3 separate regions of the Homo sapiens genome follow, and all the other regions are linked to region 1. A link is a contact called in ENCODE Hi-C data. All regions are on one chromosome and are shown on one strand. The core of a region is the stretch at or near the end of the contact, and the rest is flanking DNA. Distances in the headings are between cores, read along the strand shown. Region 1 holds the start of NR4A3 (nuclear receptor subfamily 4 group A member 3). Region 2 overlaps COL15A1 (collagen type XV alpha 1 chain). Region 3 holds the start of CAVIN4 (caveolae associated protein 4).

Region 1 (3,459 bases), core at 292-2,791:
TGGGTCAACTTTCGGGGCATTCTCCCACGATCCTCTCCGCACCACCGTGTCTGAATTGGAAGTGGAGGCGAAGAAAGATATACATGCCATATTTACCTATATGTAGTTTGTTTTCAAGTTTCTGGTCCTAGCTCGAACCTTCTTCGATTCTGAAATGTGTGCTGTCTACAAAGGAATCTTGTATCTCCCCTCGGCGCAGCGCCCCCCGCCCCCGCCACACACACACAAATTGGGACAGGTCAAACATATAAAACGGTATTTGTGATTCAAGCGGACCACATGGGGACCACTCTATCTGCATTGTTTCACTCAAATATTTTCTCCTGTCCAAAAATTCATTTCTGAAAGAGACTGCGTTCACTCAGCAGCAACCTTTGGGACTAGGGGTCTTTAACTCTGATAAATTTTGTTTTCATCAAGAAATTTACACTTAAATTTATCATTTCCAGGAAGAAATTGCTCTCCTTCATACAGTCACCCAGGCTTTCGGCACACCATTTCATGACAAATGTGTCCGAGGAGACCAAAGCAAATCCCCTAGCGAGGGACTGACTAATAAGTCCTGTTGATTGATTTCGAAATGTTTAATTTGGGAGATGTGGGCGGAGGGCATCTACAACCATCAAAAAGTGAAAGTGCTAGTTGAGAGTTCCATTTCTGACCCGGTGCCGGGGAGGAGGAATGATTTGCAATAGTCAGACCCGCTCAGCTGTTCAACACGTGTGTGTTTGTTTTACACACAGAGTAGTTTCTGCTGCAGCGCGCGTGTGCATGATGGATGTGCACTTCGCTGGGTTATAACGTGTCCAGTTAAGAAACCCACGCCGTACGTGTAAAGAAATCAAACCTTATCCCCGGAACCATCTGCATCCCTGTGTGAAACACGCACCCAGTAAATGATGCGGGGAGGGGGGATTAGCCTGGGCGCAGAGGACCGGAGCAACGTAAACAGCTTTAGAACCTATGCAAGAGGAAAGTGCAGCTGCACCTCAGGGCGTCTTCGGGCTGGTGCCAGACGCCTTCTGCACCGGCTGCCAGGTCACTGGAGCTGGTCAGAAGCTGGCTGGCGGAGCCTTCCCTTTCGGAAGAGCTGTCCTCTCCCTTACCCCCCTCGCCCTGGCTCCGTGCCTCGGGGCAGCCTCGGAGGCGCGCCAGCAGCACTCCTCCAACTCTACTCCACCCGAGCCTGACAGCTGGGCGGTCCCGCCTGACCCGTGGGCAGGCCGCTGCACCCTCCCGCAGACGCACGCCCTGGCGAGCGGTTCCGCTGCAAAAAGAGAAGCCCCCAGGCCGGGGCCGGCCGTGCGGCGGAGTTTCCATTGTGCGGCCGTGCGACTGGCCGAGGAACGCGCGCGCGCGCGCGCGCACACGAACACACACACCCTCCCTCGCACACGCGGAACCGGCTGGGCCAGGGGAGGGAGGAGGAGGGTGACGTAGCGTCCCATGGCGTCACATTGACGTCTCGCATTCCAGGCACTCTATGGAGAGGCCGCTAGGGCTCCTGTGGCATAAATGACGTGCCGAGAGAGCGAGCGAACGCGCAGCCGGGAGAGCGGAGTCTCCTGCCTCCCGCCCCCCACCCCTCCAGCTCCTGCTCCTCCTCCGCTCCCCATACACAGACGCGCTCACACCCGCTCCCTCACTCGCACACACAGACACAAGCGCGCACACAGGCTCCGCACACACACTTCGCTCTCCCGCGCGCTCACACCCCTCTTGCCCTGAGCCCTTGCCGGTGCAGCGCGGCGCCGCAGCTGGACGCCCCTCCCGGGCTCACTTTGCAACGCTGACGGTGCCGGCAGTGGCCGTGGAGGTGGGAACAGCGGCGGCATCCTCCCCCCTGGTCACAGCCCAAGCCAGGACGCCCGCGGAACCTCTCGGCTGTGCTCTCCCATGAGTCGGGATCGCAGCATCCCCCACCAGCCGCTCACCGCCTCCGGGAGCCGCTGGGCTTGTACACCGCAGCCCTTCCGGGACAGCAGCTGTGACTCCCCCCCAGTGCAGATTTCGGGACAGCTCTCTAGAAACTCGCTCTAAAGACGGAACCGCCACAGCACTCAAGTACGTATGAGATTCGCCCAGTTAATAAGGGGACTTGCTAAAAAAGTTGGCTTGCTGGGAAGCGTCGCTCCTGAAATTGACAACTTTGAGTGTGGGGTTCCCTCCCCTGACCTTGCCGCCCGGCTCCGGCTTTGCTAGCCCAGCGGCCCGTAGGTTCTGATCTGAAACTTTTCCCCTGTAGTGGGCCCGCGGGGATCTCTGGAGCTCGTGGGATTCCTCCCCCCACTCGAAGAGGCGAAAAGCCTCTAACAAAGAGGAGGACCGGGATTTGTGCTATAGCGGCTCCAGCGATGTAATTCAGGGTATTTCGGCTCTAGTTGTCATGGTAATGATGCTCTCGGCGGCGGCGGCGGCGGCGGCAGCGGCAGCGGCAGGGAGTTGCAGCTCCGGTGATGAACGGCAGTAATTTTCCTGCCTTTTAAGTAGGATTGAAAATAGGAGCTCTGGTGGGTCCAAGTAAATGTTGCTAATGGTGGCACCGAGCTGGTTCTCTGGAAGGAAGCTTAGGAGGGAAGGGCCTAGGCAGCGACGGCCAGAGTTTGCAGACGCACTCGGAGGACCTCAGGAAAGAGGGCGTAATTGTAGGAATGTGGCTTATTGTATTGAAATGAGCCTGGGGTTCCACTAGGCACGTCTGCCTGTCGTCGCTGACATGCCGGTTTACACTTTTCCCTTAGGAGGTAAATCGGGTGTAATTGGCGACTCCCGCACACTGACACGTGTGGGGACGGTGTCCCTCTCCTCTGGACGTTGGCTCGGTGTGGGAAAGGCATGCTTTTTCACGGACAGAACTCGCGCTTTTGGAGAAGTTGCTCCGAGTGTTTTACTCTTAGTAGAAATGAAAGTTCTCGGTGGTGAGACGAGAGCGGTCATGCGAGCGCAGCCTGCGGAGACTGACTTCCAAAGGCACCTCTCCAACCTGTTGGAAGCCTCGGGGCAGTGGTGAGGAAGAACGCATTTGTCCCTTGATTTCCAAAAACGTTCTTGGAGATTGCCTTTTATTTATTTATGCGTCCGGATTCTCCAGAGGGAAGAGCTGCGAGGAGTTAGTAATCAGAAATGTCGGGCTGTGATCCCAGGGCCTTGTGGTGCTGGGAGAGAAGAACAGGGAGCCGTCATTCCATCGCGAGTCCAGTGCCGGATCTCCTTTTCCCACGACCGGGAAATATTTTATAGAATCAAGTTAGGGAAAGAAAAAGCTGCCTAACGTGGCTGATGGGCACAATGAATGAAGTTACTTTATTCGAGTTATTTTCGCTGAACAAGATGCTCGCAGAGTTAGTATCAAAGCCTCCTTAGGCCACAGCAACCTCCACGTCCGCTCCGCCCCCCACCCCCCGGCACCCATCCACCCCTTTGCCTGGGACCGTGCGCTCACAGAAATTCTTCCCCGCG
Region 2 (3,459 bases), core at 300-2,799, 850 kb before region 1:
TGTTGTGTTCATTTTCCTCAGAAAGGGAGTCAGGTGGAAACGGGAGCCCCCAGAGACTCCAGCCTGGGTGGGGCTGAGTTTCCACACAGGCAGAGAGCTGTGACATTTTCCTGAGCACAGTGCTCCTTGCCTCTGGCCAGGCCTTGCTGGCTAAAGACAAGGAAGTCTGTGGGGAGGGCTGGGTTTGTCCCGGCCCCTGTTGGAGTCATTCCTTCCAGGCCTGAAGGCTGTGGACTGAAAGAACCGGCAGTTAGGGGCGGTTAGAAAAACTGAAACACTGGCGGGAGACAAGGAGGAGGCAGACGATGAGGCTGTCAGACCTGGCAAGGGCCTTTGGAAAATATTTAGTCCAAGGCTCTAGTTTGACAGATATTGAACCTGAGGCTCAGAGAAGGGAAGGGACTGCTCAAAGTCATATGCCAAGTTGGTGGCAGAGTCCACCTTGCAGGCTGAGGCCCTTTCCACCACCCCATGCAACATCTGAGAGGTCAGGATGTAGAAGTTGAGGCCGACTTGTGTGTGGTCTCAGAGGGGTAGAGAGCTAGGCCCAGCCAGGTGGGTGGGAGTTGCAGGGGCGGTTGCCTCAGTTCAACATGAGAAAGGACTTCCGAAGACTTCGAATTGTGCAGCAATGGTCAGGTGGCCGTGAGTGGAGATGAGCAGGTGGAAGCCAGGTGGCTTTGGATGGGTGAGCATTGTAGGAAGCTCCTCCCCAGGTGGTGAGCTGCACTGTCCCACACAGTCTGCGGTTGCTGAACTCCTGTCCCTCCAGGGAGGTGGGAGAAAGGGAAGTCACATGCCAGATGTGATTTAGACATACCCAGGGTCCTTGGGGGCCACCTCTCTGTAGGGGTGTCCAAAGGGAAGGGAAAGAACCGTCCCAGAAGATGCAAGAACCCCACCCTCCCAACTTGCTGGCAGGACAAGCTGACAAAGGGCAAGGAGGAGGGACACGTGGCTTCTCCGACGGTCTGCCCCCCATGCTGCAGGCGCAGAGGAGGGGGACTGAGCACCTCCTCTTCTCCCCAGGGACTGAGTGCCAAGAAACTCAGGTGAGAGGAGCCCTTCTGGGGTCCCAAGGGCAGTCCCCCCACCTTACCCTACATACCCTCATCCTACTGGTCCAGCCCCAGGCCACAGGCAGTATAGGGTCATCTGGACCCCCTCAGCCCCGGCCCCCCAGTGGGAATACACCCACCCGCTTGCAGGAGTCACCGTGGCCCCGTTTAAGCTGACTGAAGTGTGCCGTCGGTCTTTAGAGGCGTGTGTGGGAATGGTAGAAACCCAGGAGGGGCACCTTCAGCCTTTCCCAGCACTCGGTGCAGAGAAACAGCAGAGGAGGGAAAGGAGGCGTTATGGGTTCTAGGCCTGGCTTGGCCAAACTCACTGCATGGCCTCAGACCTGCTCTCTTGGGTCCCTTAACAGACCTTTCGCTTTGAGTCTGTTGTTGGGATCCCGGTTCACAGCGCAGGTGGAAAGCCTTCCTTGCAGTTGGTGGAAGCGCAGTTCCCGTAGAGACCGCCAGGAGCCGCTGCCGCGCACGGTCCCGGGGCGTCCTCAGCCTCCCTCGCGCCTCCGTCCGGACATATCCGCAGCGCTCCTTCACCTGGAGCGAGGAACGCTCCTTAGCCTCCTCTGGCTTTAAATGCTAACTAGCGCTAGCGCTGGGCTCAGGTCCCAGATGATCGTCTGTGAGAGGGAGCTTTGCAAAGCCAGCTACAGTTCTCTAGGGAGGCAAGGCTCCAAAGCTCAGGCTAGTCCCGGGCACTGCTTCAGGACCCCACAGATGGAAGGACTGATCCAGCCCATCGCACGGAAGGGGAAACCGAGGCCCAGCGGGGTAGGGGAGGTGCCAGATGATGTCCCTGAGCCTGTGGCAGAGAGGAGGAGGAGAGGTGAGAGTTCGCTCCTGTTCTTCATCTCTGGCCAAATCGCTGTCATCTGTGTGGAAGGAAAACCTGAACCCTGCTCTGTTTGTTTCTTCATGGCTGGGATTCTGCCTGGTTTCCATGGAAACTGGCTTTGGACCCTTGGGAGGAAAGTCGCACCCTGCCCTGACTGCTCAGATTTTCCTCTGCCTCCTCTGTCTCTGAAACCGTCTGATTTCTCCTCTCTGCGCCCTGAGGAGGGGCCACCCCAAAACTGCACTTAGGAGTCTGAACTAGATTTGAGGGAGGGAGGCTCAGGTTGTCTCTCCCTGTGTCCGTTCCTTCACAGCATCCCCTTGGCTCTGTGGATGTTTAGAGGAGGGGGGATGACTTTGGCCCTTTTTGCAGAGTGAGAGTGGGGCCCCCGTGTGTTGGGGTGCAGCTGAGCCTGACTGGAAAGATTTAGATGTAAGAAGATGGGGAAGAGTGATGTCACTAGAAGGAATAGCATGAGTGAAGGCAAAGACACGGGGGGAGAATGAGGAGATGAAGCAGAGGGTGTCTCGAGTAGAATTTTGCTTTTATGCTGAAGGCACTGGGGAGCCATTGAAGGCTTTGGAGCTTGTAATAGGAGCAGATGACTACTAATGGTCACCTAGATAGTGAGCTGCTTGAGCACACATGTTCCAGGCTTAGCTCCATGTCTCCAGCACTACACAAGGCACAATGTGGGAGCTTTAGAAATATGATCAAATTCATGAATTGGAAAAGTAAGTTGAAAACCCCCATTGGAAATGAAGCTATCTCTAAGCATTAATGAAGTGAGAGAATAAGACCGGTCAGATGCAGCCCCAGGAAGTGTTTGAAGGCAGTGAAAATACATAGAATAAATCACAGTGGATGTGGCTCTGAGAGTCTATCTGGTCTAACTCTCTGATGGGAAAACTGAGATCAGGGAGGGGGACTAGCTGGCCCAAGGTCACAGACAGAGTCTTGAACCTGAGTCCTTCCTCCCCTCCCTGGGTCTCTCATTGCCCCATGGATTCATGCCTCCCAGATGGGCTCTCTGGGCCAGTGGATCCAGCATCGTGGAGATGGGAGGGAACGTGGACTTTCAGGTGATGGATGGGCATGCAGTGAGGTCACTGTTGGATGTCAGACTGGAGCCCGACCTCAGTGACTCTCACCAGGGCCTCAGACTGTGAGCCTGGCACCTTCAATTCAGGAATGCCTAGGATTTAGTTCAGCCAGCAAACACTTCCTGAGGACCTGCTCAGGGACAGAGCCTGGGTGTGGGGGAGACAGGGAGAAGTGGACGCCAGTTCCTACACTTAAGGAGGTTCCAAGATGGTAGGGTCCAACACCTTAGTCATATAATGCCATATATGCTACATAGAGTCAGGGCCAAGTGCAGGAGCGGGAATGCCCAGACTACCTGGTGGGGGAATCCAAGAAGACTTCATGGAGGAGGTGATGACATTGAAGTTGGGCCCTGAGATGTGTGGAGCAGTTCCTCAAGTGGAGGGAACAGCATACACAAAGGCTCAAGGGTGTAAAATGTAGGACCCATTCAGGATACCTTGAGTTTTC
Region 3 (3,459 bases), core at 335-2,834, 760 kb after region 1:
TTTCTTTTTTTAATGCAACAGAAAATGCCCCAAAAACAATAGAGGACGTCGACAGAAGCAAAACCTAGGTCATTTTACTTCAGATACGTCATCCAGAATGGTTTAAACTGATGACTTTTATATGTACACTGACCATGTGATGTACATTTATTATGTCTTTTTTTAAAGAATGGAAATATTTATTTCAGAGGCCTTATTTTTGGACATTTTTAGTGTAGTACTGTTGGCTCGTATTTAGAATATTCAGCTACGACAGTTTTGGACTGTTTAGTAGTCTTTGTTTTATGTTTTTAAATACAGAAATTGCTTTCACAAATTTGTACCACATGGTAATTCTAAGACTTGTTCTTTACCCATGGAATGTAATATTTTTGCAAAGATGGACTACTTCACAAATGGTTATAAAGTCATATCCACTTCTTCCACAATGACCACAGCAAATGACCAAGCATGAACTAAAGGTAAAGATGTTTACAGATTACTTTTCTTACAAAAAAAATCTAGAAGACACTGTGTTTAAATAGATATTTAAATGTTTTTGAGATTTAGTAACTGATTTTTTAGACACTGCCTATCGCATGAACTGTAAAGCTGTGTGTATTAGGTGTAAAATATTTATAAGATATATGGACTGGGGAATTTGATTATTCCTCCCTTTGAAAAAATAGTCCTAATAATTTGAACAAATATGTTAGTAATGATGGAACAGATCAATGAAAAGTAGATATAGATATTGTGAAAATAGGCTGTTTAACAAACAGATTGGAATAAAGCCTATTCTACCAGTTAAACTACTTTAATACACATTCATTTTTAAAGAAAATGTTTGTTTTAACATAAATAAACAAATCGTATCAGTGTTTGTGAATAAAATACAAAAATGATTGTTAATGATTGGTGCTCTTAAAGTGAGCTTAAAATTTATCCAAGACGTATATCCAAATTTGTCCTGTAGTAATAGATTAATATTCATAGATTGTTGGTGTTTAAAGATCTGAAGTGTGAGTAGAATGTATTCAGCTGTTTAACATGTAGTTTAGATATTCAAAAGTATGCATGTAGAATTTAAAGAATATGTTAAAAATTATTAATTTTAATATTTTGTTTGGAAAAGCATGTTATAATATAATGTTTTCACTATATGGCCTCTGTTTTGGTGTGTTTATTTACCAAATTTTTTGATATTGGTGTTTCAGTATATTTAATATGTGAAATTAGTAGAAAAAGCAGATTTCGGTTCAGAATTCCCCTTTACTGTTACAAATACTGATTGAAATTATCTAAAGGCAAAAGCTTTACCCAACATTTGGAGTTTGCTTTTTTGATCATTTGGCTTCTAGGTTTAATATTAGTTACATGGTGGCTTTAGTGAACTTTTTTAAAAAGCTTTACTCTTCTACCCACACAGTCTTATTTGAGTCCCTTAGTCAGTCAGCAAGCATGTTTGGAACAGTCCCCGGTGCTTTGCAAGGGTTCAGATTGCAGAACAGTCACATATGGGTATTTGTAGTTATAAATACTTGACCGTTCTCTAGGGGTGGGGTTTCCAACTCTTTAAACAACCCTGTTGCCTGTTATCAAGCTGACTTTTTGCTCCAAGTGCCAGAATTGATTGTGGTTAGGACATCTTACGCTGAGAAATAAATAAAATGGAACATAATGGGTCTGCTTCAAATGCTGATAAAATCCACCAGAATCGCCTGTCGAGTGTTACAGAAGATGAAGACCAAGACGCTGCTCTTACCATTGTGACTGTGCTGGACAAAGTAGCCTCCATCGTGGACAGTGTGCAGGCAAGCCAGAAGAGAATAGAAGAGAGACACAGGGAAATGGAAAATGCCATAAAATCCGTCCAGATTGACCTGTTGAAGCTTTCACAGTCGCATAGCAATACAGGGCATATCATTAACAAATTGTTTGAGAAAACCCGAAAAGTTAGTGCTCACATTAAAGATGTGAAAGCCCGGGTGGAGAAGCAACAAATTCATGTTAAAAAAGTTGAAGTCAAGCAAGAGGAAATAATGAAGAAAAACAAATTCCGCGTGGTAATATTCCAGGTAAGCTTGCACTTGTGTTCAGCTTGCTTGTTCTAATCTCTTGCATCTTTTAATTGCCAAAAGTCATATCAGAGGTTTCCAGTGTCACATCTTAACTATTGTATATATTAATACAATGGAGTTCTGTATTAGCAGCAATCTCAGGATAAAACCATTTCTCTGTTAACCAAAGTACTATCTGTCATTTCGGTATTTTGAGCTTCTCAACCATTTCATGTAATATGAACTGTGGCTCATAGCTTAGGCTATTTCTTGCCTTTGAAACTTAATATTGGTAAGGCCCTTTCAGCATATTAGCCTTATTAGCATGAAGCCCTCTCATAGACTTTGAAAATGTTAGAACTAGAAGAAGACTCAGAAGCCTCTAGTTTAAAACACTTCTTTGTTCTCTAAAAGAAGAAACTGACAACCAGTAGCAGTGGTTTTTTCTGCTTATATGGAGAGCCTGGAAAGGCCTAAACAGTAGATATAAACTTTTCAGAATGTGATTTGTGTATTGGAATTTTTACATATAGATCACAATGATAGCGATTTTCCAATGAACAATGAGGCAATTATTTTTCTTATTATTATAGTAATACAAATATATGAGTCACATAAGTAGTTTCCTATGTTTGATTACAAAGTCTTTTTACTTAAGTGATTTAATATAATATTTTGTGTGTGGCATTGTGTATTGAGCTAAGTTCCCATATTATTCTGCGCTTGGCACTCATATTTTTGGAAATAGGAACATATTTATGGCAAATGCATAATATCTATGGTATATTTTCAAAACTCTTACAGTTAAAAGGAAAAAAATTGAACATTCCTTCACAGTAGAAAAGTGGGAAACTGTCATTATCAGGCAGTTTACAAAACACAAATAAGAATAAAATTCTAATTTCACCTATTTAAATGTTGGCAGTTATTAAAACCTATACCCAGAGGTTAATTTAAGGATTGGGAAAAAACACTTTCATATTCTGTTGGTAGAAATATTAATTGATAAAACATTTTTGAAAGGCAGATTTGGTAGTATGTATTAAGAAATTTAAAAATTCACAAACTTTTTGGCCCCAAAATTTATGTCAAAGAATTTGTTCTATGCATAAAATCAGGAATGTGTGTAGGAATGTTCACTGATGCATATAAAGTGTTATTTTTAAAAATGACACCTGTATTTTAAAAATGAGTACTTATGTACATAGGAAAAAAACTAGAAGAATATAAACTAAATGAAATAGGAACACAGTTGGATTATGTAGAGGATAATTTGTAAAACACGAGGGATGTGGCCCATAACTCCCCGTGGCATTCTTTACACATTAGGCAATTCTCCATAGCCCTCTGTTGACTGATAAGGTTACACTGGGATGGTGGAGTGGTATTTTAGGTCTGTTTTTAAGAGCCTGTAGGTTAT

What was found. Hi-C counts contacts between places; a loop is a spot of excess contacts on that map. Pooled maps may share reads with other maps.
Region 2: a map of sigmoid colon shows a loop between it and region 1 (5-fold over the local background). The contact joins the enhancer-like site here to the promoter of NR4A3 in region 1. A Hi-C loop is called at or near these places in 2 of 168 maps with a recorded cell type or tissue (ascending aorta and sigmoid colon) and 6 of 50 pooled maps.
Region 3: a pooled map of heart right ventricle shows a loop between it and region 1 (4-fold over the local background). The contact joins the promoter of CAVIN4 here to the promoter of NR4A3 in region 1. A Hi-C loop is called at or near these places in 1 of 50 pooled maps.

The regions. Positions count from the first base shown.
Region 1 is chr9:99,820,344-99,823,802 of GRCh38, forward strand. NR4A3 (nuclear receptor subfamily 4 group A member 3) reads left to right here and starts at 1,542. Exons shown (of 8, transcript NM_006981.4): 1 at 1,542-2,064. RefSeq lists a silencer at 1,636-1,685 and an enhancer at 2,260-2,772.
Region 2 is chr9:98,973,567-98,977,025 of GRCh38, forward strand. All of the region lies in intron 2 of COL15A1 (collagen type XV alpha 1 chain), which reads left to right. Among named protein-coding and RNA genes, the nearest start is that of COL15A1-AS1, 31 kb to the left of the region's middle. Within about 2 kb of position 1,550, at least 13 of the 41 ENCODE cell types and tissues checked have a DNase peak (open chromatin) inside an H3K27ac peak, as active enhancers do; they include ascending aorta, where a contact is called at or near this core.
Region 3 is chr9:100,576,495-100,579,953 of GRCh38, forward strand. CAVIN4 (caveolae associated protein 4) reads left to right here and starts at 1,585. Exons shown (of 2, transcript NM_001018116.2): 1 at 1,585-2,057. The coding sequence starts at 1,650. It overlaps MSANTD3-TMEFF1 (MSANTD3-TMEFF1 readthrough), which reads left to right. Exons shown (of 10, transcript NM_001198812.1): 10 at 22-1,142. The coding sequence ends at 106. It overlaps TMEFF1 (transmembrane protein with EGF like and two follistatin like domains 1), which reads left to right. Exons shown (of 10, transcript NM_003692.5): 10 at 22-1,142. The coding sequence ends at 106.